Regions from separate parts of the Homo sapiens genome. Here region 2 is linked to region 1. A link is a loop called in an ENCODE intact Hi-C map of the cell type or tissue named here. Cell type or tissue: A673. All regions are shown on one strand. Links, peaks and the distances in the headings refer to the core of each region. The heading gives the core; the rest is flanking DNA. Region 1 overlaps DGLUCY (D-glutamate cyclase). Region 2 overlaps CCDC88C (coiled-coil domain containing 88C).

What was found. Peaks named below come from ENCODE experiments on the same cell type or tissue, not always from the same donor. Only the 100,000 strongest peaks of a DNase experiment are listed, where the experiment ranks them.
Region 2: it touches region 1 in a loop (15-fold over the local background); 1 of 110 quality-filtered maps calls a loop at or near these places.

What each region holds. Positions count from the first base shown.
Region 1 is chr14:91,142,805-91,147,141 of GRCh38, forward strand. The region is part of intron 1 of DGLUCY (D-glutamate cyclase); the gene reads left to right. Among named protein-coding and RNA genes, the nearest start is that of SNORA11B, 19 kb to the left of the region's middle. In A673, for the core only: no CTCF peak of the experiment used is centred there; DNase peaks (open chromatin) are centred at 1,857 and 2,197; H3K27ac peaks cover 1,583 bases.
Region 2 is chr14:91,357,399-91,361,781 of GRCh38, forward strand. CCDC88C (coiled-coil domain containing 88C) reads right to left here. Exons shown (of 30, transcript NM_001080414.4): 4 at 2,244-2,313. Among named protein-coding and RNA genes, the nearest start is that of CCDC88C, 58 kb to the right of the region's middle. RefSeq lists enhancers at 2,727-3,228, 3,229-3,728. In A673, for the core only: no CTCF peak of the experiment used is centred there; DNase peaks (open chromatin) are centred at 2,313 and 3,913; H3K4me3 peaks cover 355 bases; H3K27ac peaks cover 2,187 bases.

The DNA of each region.
Region 1 (4,337 bases), core at 1-4,000:
CACACACACACACACACAACACACCATCTCTACTAAACACACACACACACACACACACACACACACACACACACACACTAGCCGGCGTGGTGGTGCATGCCTGTAGTCCCAACTACTCAGGAGGCTGATGCAGGAGAATCACTTGAAATGGAAAGGCGGAAGTTGCAGTGAGCCGAGATCGTGCTACTGCACTCCAGCCTGGGTGACACAGCGAGACTCCCTCTCAAAAAAAAAAAAAAAAAAAAGGATCTAATGGCAGTTTTGGCAGTTCTTTTTTTGTTTTGTTTTGTTTTTGTTTTTGTTTTTTTTGAGACGGAGTCTTGCTCTGTCGCCCAGGCTGGAGTGCAGTGGCGCAATCTCGGCTCACTGCAAGCTCTGCCTCCCGGGTTCATGCCATTCTCCTGCCTCAGCCTCCCAAGTAGCTGGGACTACAGGCGCCCTCCACCACGCCCGGCTAATTTTTTGTATTTTTAGTAGAGACGGGGTTTCAATGTGTTAGCCAGGATGGTCTTCATCTCCTGACCTCGTGATCTGCCCGCCTCTGCCTCCCAAAGTGCTGGGATTACAGGCATGAGCCACCGCGCCTGGCAGCAGTTCTGAGGAACAGTTTGCTCAGGCTGTCAGATCTGGAAGTGTTCGTGGCTTGCTGAGCAGAGACAAGAGGACAAAGCCTTAGGTGTAATCTAAATACAACGGATTTGCAATGAAACAAGTGGCCTGGTCTCCAACCGTTTCTCCACACGCTCTGCCTTTCTGACAGCAAATCTATGTTTGGCAAGGAATGGGATGGAGACTTCTTCCCACCTGGTGGCCAATGTTTTCTTGAACCTCTATATCACCCTTCAGCTCCTGGGTGGGGTTGATGGTCATCCACAGAGAATGGGGGGACAATATACCTGTGAGGGCCCAGCCACTGGTCAGTGTTCAGCAGAGGAGAAATACAGTAGAGAAAGAGCAAGACTATGCCAGACATTGTGCTGGGTATTTGACTAACATGATTTAATCTTCCAATAACCCAGAGAAGTGTAGGGATTCCATCTTCATTTGCCACATGAAAAAACGGAGACACAAATATGCAAAGTAACTTGCCCAAGATCATCCACGTAATAAGTAGAGTCAATTATTAAACCTAAAGGCCTTGTCCTTTCCATCCAGCTCTGTGCCACCGCGAAGGGCCACCGCTCTCTGCATTAGTTCCTCTGTGTAAGATCTCCTCTTCCAATCCAAACAGGCTCCACTCACAAGCCTTGGAAAAACGCCACCAGCCCTTGGGTCCAAGAATAACATAAATGCAATGAGCCATTTTCTGAAAATGAGATGACATATGTCAAGCATTCAGCCCAGAGCCTGGTACTTTTCAGACTGCTCAGCCGGGGTGGGAGGGTCCCTGGGACAGGGTGTTTCTGGTTTCAGGAGATTCTACTGGCCGTTTGGTAACAAACATTTATCAGGTAACTATATAAATGGTCAAAACAGGAAGAGCAGGGCTGGGCACAGTGGCTCCCAGGACTTTGGGAGGCTGAGGCAGGTGGATCACCTTAGGTCAGGAGTTTGAGACCGGCCTGACCAATATGGTGAAACCTTGTCTCTACTAAAGATACAGAAATTAGCTGGGCATGGTGGAGGGTGCCTGTAGTCCCAGCTACTAAGGAGGCTGAGACAAGAGAATTGCTTGAACCTGGGAGGCAGAGGTTGCAGTGAGCTGAGATGACACTACTGCACTCCAGCCTTAGCAACAGAGCAAGACTGCGTATCACAAAAAAAGGAGTCATGGGAGTCATCCTGATTGGACCAGCTTAGATCTCAGGAATCCATCCCTGCCTGCCAGGGGGATGGAATGAGCTGACTGGCTTAGCTTAAGTGGCATGCTCTGTCCTTGGAAGCACATGGACCCTCAAATGAAAATTGGGAGCTCTCGTGGGAAGTGGGGTTTGTCAGGGAGACAGCCACAAAGATCACAACAGGAAAGTTGCTTTTGTGAAATAAAAAGGCAGGAAGGCACAAGCAGTATATGATTGTAGCCCACAGATTTGTTTGGCTAGAGCAGAGCATTCTTTGTTCTTGAAAGTGAGTTGTGAGAAATGGAGCATTTGGGAGGGAGTTGGGGGTGCTGGAAGGGGCCTTGTGGGGAGCCTGCGGGGCCTCAGGCTTTGTGTGAGTCTGGGAGTTTTAGTGCAGCATTTACCGGATTACTAGCAAATTCAGGAAATGAGCCTGTTTCCTCCTATTATAGAGCCTAATCCTTTATTCATTAAATGGAGTATTTACTCAGCCTTAAAATGTTCAGCGTGGGGGGTTAGAAAAGAAGGGAGCCCACAGCTGCTGAGAGCCCACTGTGTGCTGACACTAGGCTGGAGGCTTCTCCTACGTTTTCTCTTTTAATGCTCCCAACCTCCCTCTCTGCCCCATTTCACAGATGGAGAAGGAAAGGCAAGTGACTTGTCCAGAGCCACTCTGTCAAAAGGGGACTTGAGTCCTCAGGGCTGTTGACTCCAAAGCTGACAAGCAGGTAACCACATTGGGGTTTTCTCCAGGACATGAGAATTCCTTTGTCCTGTGTATCACATCGAGCACCTGGGCTGATGACCCTTCTGCATGGTGTACCCACCTCACAGCCTGAGCTTATCCTCAGCTACATCCACTATGCCCAGAGACACTGATGAATGCATCTGGGAGTCTGGAGGGAGGGGTCCACTTGTGAGTTGAGGCCCCATTTGTACCCGCTCCACCAGGACTGAGGACAGGAAGTCACGCCTAGGAGAACCAAGACGGGGTTGACACCAATGGTACCCACAGAGCATCCTTGTCCCAACTGTCACCACCATCCCCCTCCTCCTCCTCACACCTGCATCTCCAGCAGTTATTGAGCGCTTGCAACATACCCGGTGCTCTCTCAGCACTTTACATACATCATCTCCTGGAACTATCCCAAAGCTTTTTTGAAGCAGGTGCCATTATCCTCCCCATTTTGTAGATGGGAAAGCTAAGAAATGACCATGGAGGCCGAGGTCACAGCAAGGGGCTTGTCCCTGTAAGGTCTATACACTCATCCCCATTTCCTTTTCCCTCTTTAATTTTCTTTTTTATTTTTGGAGACAGGCTCTCACCCTGTTGCCCAGGCTGGAGTGCGGTGACGTGATCATGGCTCACAGCAGCCTTGACCTCTGAGGCTGAAGCAATCCTCCCGCATCAGTCTCCCGAGTAGCTGGGACCACAGCTACCATGCCTAGCTAATTTTTGTATATTTTTGTAGAGACAGGGTCTCACCATGTTGCTCAGGCTTGTCTCAAACTCCTGAGCTCAAGCCATCCACCCTCCTCAGCCTCCCAAAGTGCTGGAATTAAGGCGTGTACCACCATGCCTGGCCCATGCCCCATTTTAAAAATGAGTAAATTTAACCTTCGAGAGGTTGCCCACTAATCTCACATGGCTGGCAAGTGGCTGAGTTGGGATCTGAACTCAAGTTCTGTCTGACTACCATGGATGGGCTGAGCACTGCTGTGAAGGATAATTGTTGAGTTAAAGAAAACCTTTGGAGAAGTGATTTGGCCTTGTGGATCTTTCCCTGAGCACAATTTCCAGCATGTTCCTGAGAAAGCTTAGGATCCTCTTTGTTGGAATAAGCGCAGGTCCTTCCTCGGGGCATCTATGCCCACTAACGTCACAGTCATCCTCCACTCCCACTTTTTCCCCTTTCCCGAAAACATCTCATATGGGGCTCCGAGCAAGCCCTGGGAGGAGCTGCTTCCTGGGTGACTGTGTCCCCCGGAGGAATGTACACCTGCAGCAAGACGAGTGGGACATTTTTGAAGCCTCAGGCCACACACATTGTCCCCAAGACAAGGCTGATGCGGCTAGTAAGCCTCTTGTTTTTGAAGGTCACAAACAACAAAAACATGGAAACTCAGAATGGAAGGGGGCCCATGAGAGCAATCTTGAGGCATAACAACAGCTGCAGAAGGTGACTGCAGGGAAGCGGACTGTGCTCCTATTCTTTATGTTCTGTTTTTAGCTGTGTTTTTCAGAGCAAGTAGGTACCATGGTGATAGGTACCATAGAAATAGATGGAGCGCACCACCCAGCACGGGGCTGCCAAGCTGTTCCCCTGGAAATGCACCGAGAGCTGCCAGGGAGAGCCCAGGGACTCTGCTTCCTGGGGCCTGTCAGCTGCACGGCCAGGGAAGAAGTCCCCTGTAGAATGGTCCCCAGAGGCTTCTCACTGTCTTGCTGTCATTGTCCAAGGTCCCTGATGGTGCATCCTCCTCCTGGAGCACCTGTGGCCTTCCTCTCTGAGTCCTCAGGAAACTCACTTAAGGGGGTTTGCCTTTGCCTAGTGA
Region 2 (4,383 bases), core at 198-4,197, 210 kb after region 1:
CGTGTCACCATGCCCGGCTAACTTTTTTATTTTTTGTAGAACTAGTGTCTCGCCAGCACGCTCGGTCTTTCATTGCATTTGTAACGCACGTTCAGTGCCAAGCACAGGGTGGGCGTGCTAAGGAGTGGCTGTCCCCTCCTTTTGCTCCTCCACTGTCTCCAGGGCAGACGGAGTGGCTGTCCCCTCCTTTTGCTCCTCCACTGTCTCCAGGGCAGACAGAACAACAGGACTAAGCTACCGCCAACCTCTACAGGCATCACTCTCATCTCCTCCCGTAACCAGCCCCAAATAAACTAGGAAGGTGGCAGAGTTCTGCTCAGCAAAACAGGCTCCACTTCCCTGAAGTTACCAGAAATCATGAGAGTCCCCCGGTCCCTGGAGCCCAGGGCTGTGGCCAGCATGGACTGCATCTGGCGTCCCCGCCCTTCTCTGGGGGAGCCATGAAATAAAGCCGGAACACACATGGCCCCATGGCAGAGCTGGCAGGGGAGCAGAACCAAAGGCCCCCTGCTACTAACACGGGAAGTGGGGGAGGGCGCTTGCTGCCGGGGGCCACCAGGAGGACCAGGGGTGGCCTCTGCAGGGTCTCCATGTAAGGCGGTGAGTGCCCACAGGCCAGAGCACTGAAGACTATCAGGGGTCCAGGGATGCTCTTCCTTCTGGCTCATGCAAAGGCGGACACCTCAGCCAGCTGGAGCCCAGAAAGAGCGCCCCCACGGAACAAGGAAGCCGCTGCTGATGTTCTCAGGGCGGTGGCACTAAAAGAAGACTGCTCTCCTACCAGCTTTGTCCTCGGCTGGTTACTCAGTGAACTCTTCTAAAGTCTCAAGGCCACTAGCTACTGTCATACGGACAGGAGAGGGGATGGCCAGGCTGCAGTGAGACCAGGCTGAGGAGACGCCAACAGAGGAAGCCCGAGTCCCTTTTGGAAATGTCTCTAATGTTTAGGATTCACGGTTTATTACCATCCTACAGGTGTGGCTTTTCCTGTGTTCCTTGACCCCTCACCTACTCCAGGAGGCCCCAGACCTAAGGTTTCAAAATGATGACAAGGTCTCCATCAGAACAAGGGAAGTCCTAGCCAGCGAGTAACTCTGTCCCTGGGGCCTGCGACTTCTGTCCACCAGCTATGGGTGCAGGTAAACACACACAGGTGAAAGGGACGCAAGGCATTACTCCATTTAATGCACCAAGGAAGTTATCTGACAGGCAGAGATTAAGTTCTGACTTTCTGTAAGATGCCAGGAGGACATTTAATTTGGTCTTTCTTTTTTTCATTTTATAATTAGAGATGAGATCTCACTATGTTGCCCAGGCTGGTCTTAAACTCTTGGGCTCAAGCGATCCTCCTGCCTCGGCCTCCCAAAGTTTTGGGGTTATAGGAGTGAGCCACTGCGCTCGGCCTCATTGAGTCTTTCAAACTCACACTGAGCGTCAGAGACTGCGGGGACCTAGAACGCGTGCCTGCCAGGAGAGCTGAGTCCAACAGGGAGACATAAGACAGATCAATGAGCTCCGTCACCGAGCATGAACCTCGCAGGACCCCAGTGACAGATGTCAGTTCTCTAAAGAGATTCTTACTCTCTTGTCTAAGGTACCACACTCCCTGATGGTGTCAGCTGATTCCACACTTACTGAGGAGGTGAGTCCACCAGATGGTATGACTCAGGCACCTAAACCCAAACTCATCTTCCCAGGAGGAACAAGGCGGTGGCCTCACTGGCCTCTGCACACACATCTGAGCGGTTGGGAGGCTTCATTCTTTTTTTTTTTTTTTTTTTTTTGAGACACAGTCTTGCTCTGTGCCCAGGCTGGAGTGCAGTGGCACAATCTCAGCTCACTGCAAGCTCCGGGCCATTCTCCTGCCTCAGCCTCCCGAGTAGCTGGGACTACCATGCCCAACTAATTCTTTGTATTTTTAGTAGAGATGGGGTTTCACCTTGTTAGCCAGGATGGTCTCGATCTCCTGACTTCATGATCCGGCCGCCTGGGCCTCCCAAAGTGCTGGGATTACAGGCGTGAGCCACCGCGCCCGGCCTGGGAGGCTTCATTCTTAAGGAAGAAATGTGCCCTTGGCTGAATGCCTCAGGGTAATGAACCCACTCTTTAAAATCTCACCAAAACGATCACGTGTTTTCACTGTGCTGGCCCAAGCTGGCAGCCGGAGCTCGATGGCCAGCAGCTGCCCAACGCCATGCCTCTGGCTGGGCACCACAGGGGAGAAGGGAGCGGCTTTCACTCACCAGACAGTGGGTCTCTGCCAATCATCAAAACATTGGGCAAATTCATTACAATCAGCTGCTGGAGAACTTCCTGCAGAAACAAAGGGGGAAAAGATACCATTAAGAACCGGAAACAAAAATAAAGAGGGATTAAGTAAATTACAAGTAATGAAGCCCCCGGACGGGTGCACAGCCATCCCGTGGTGACTACGAAGGAGCTAAAATGACAGCAAGGAGCACGTAAGATGCAAACAAACACGAAAGCCAAAGCCTAACTGTATTTCTGTCTTGATTGTTAGCAAATAAAAAGTATGCCTACAAGAGATTTAATGGGGTTATGAAAAAAGAAAAAGCATATTTAAAAAATAAAATGAAAGCTAAAGTTATGTCTGCATAGGTAGAGAGGTCTTGGAAAAAAAGGCAATAGATGACATGCTAGGACAGCAGTATGATGTTTCTTTTTTAAAAGATACCCTTATTTTTATTGTATGGCTTGTGCAATTAAAAAATAAGGAGGCCAGGCGCAGTGGTTAATGCCTGTAGTCTCAACGCTTTGGGTGGCTGAGGCAAGAGGATAGCTTGAGGCCAGGATTTCGAGACCAAGCCTGGGCAACATAGCAAGACCCCATCTTCACACACACACACACACACACACACACACACACACACACTCTTAAATTAGCCAGGTATAGTGGTATGTGCCTGGGATCCCTGCTACTTGGGAGGCTGAGGTGGAACAATCGCTTGAACCTGGGTGGTCGAAGATACAGTGAGTTATCACACCACTGCACTCCAGCCTGGGGAACAGATGGAGATCCTGTCTCCAAAAAAGAAAATAAGAAGAAGAAGAAATAAAGATTAAAGAGATGCTACTGAGCCTTTCTAATCTGATGGTTCAGGATCCAGCACTAAGCAGGTCTTTGGTACAAGTTATAAATGAGGAGACTTCTCTCATTTATAGCATGGGCTTCCTAAGCGAGGGATACATCAGAGCTGCTCTGCCCAGCCCGAGGTGGGGCACAGGCGATGAGCTGCCTTCCCGCCCTCACACCCGTGGGCTTGGAGAGAAGGCCCAGGCATCAGCTATCAGTCATGCCCGCTCGTCTGGGTACAGGCTCTCCTCAGCGTGCCGGCTCACAGCCCAGTCTACCACTTACATCCCCCTAAGTATTTCTTGGGGCAGATCAGTCTTCTGTGCCTAGATGCAGGACGTTGTTCACAAATAAGGAGATTTTAAAATTCCAGTTCTGGTGGGGCACGGTGGACACGCTTGTAATCCCAGCACTTTGAGAGGCTGAGGTGGGAGGCTTGAGCCTGGAGTTCAAGACAAGCCTGGGCAACACAGAAAAAACTCGGATCTACAAAAATTAAGAATCAGCTAGGTGTGGCACTGAGGCCTTGTGGTCCCAGCTACTCGGGAGGATTGCTTGAGCCCAGGAGTTCCAGGCTGCAGTGAGCTATGTTGCACGAGTGCACTCCAGCCTGGGTGACGAGTAAAACCCTGTCTATAAAAAAAAAAAAAAAAAATCCAATTTTACGGAAGACAAAAAAGAGGGTGGGTTTCATAACTATTCTACAAGTGGCCACTATAGAAATTCTTCACCAAGAAAGCTCCTGTTAGGCCTTTAAAAATGTGTTTCTGTTAAGACACAACTAGTTTCGTAAGTCGCTCTATTGCATAACATGCGGAATCTCTATATCCAGTGTGCTGCTAACTAGCACTCGAGAAGAAGAGGGGGATAATTACACAACCCACATGGCCCGAGTGCGTATCTCAGACCATCTCTGAGTCAGATTAGAACGGGGGCCGAGGCCGCATGCCAGGAGAGGCCAGCACCTGCAGAGAACATAGAAGATGGTCTTCTCGTCCCTCCTTATTGTCTTTCTATGGCTCCTATCCACACTGCAGGAGGGGATGTTAAACCGTGAGGTGTACTCTACTCCTGAACACACCAACCCCCCTCCACTCAGTGCTGGAAATCACATTTCTCCATTATCCAGGGTCACATGTCACCGTGTCAGCAACGGCTAATGCTTTCTCAAACATGTCTCAGCTGGTAAATATCTGTACGTGTTGGACAATAGTGTGAGTTGTTTAACAGCCTCAGCCCTCCTTTAGGGCTTGGGAAAAGTCAATGTGAAAAAATTGTCTCTTAAATGC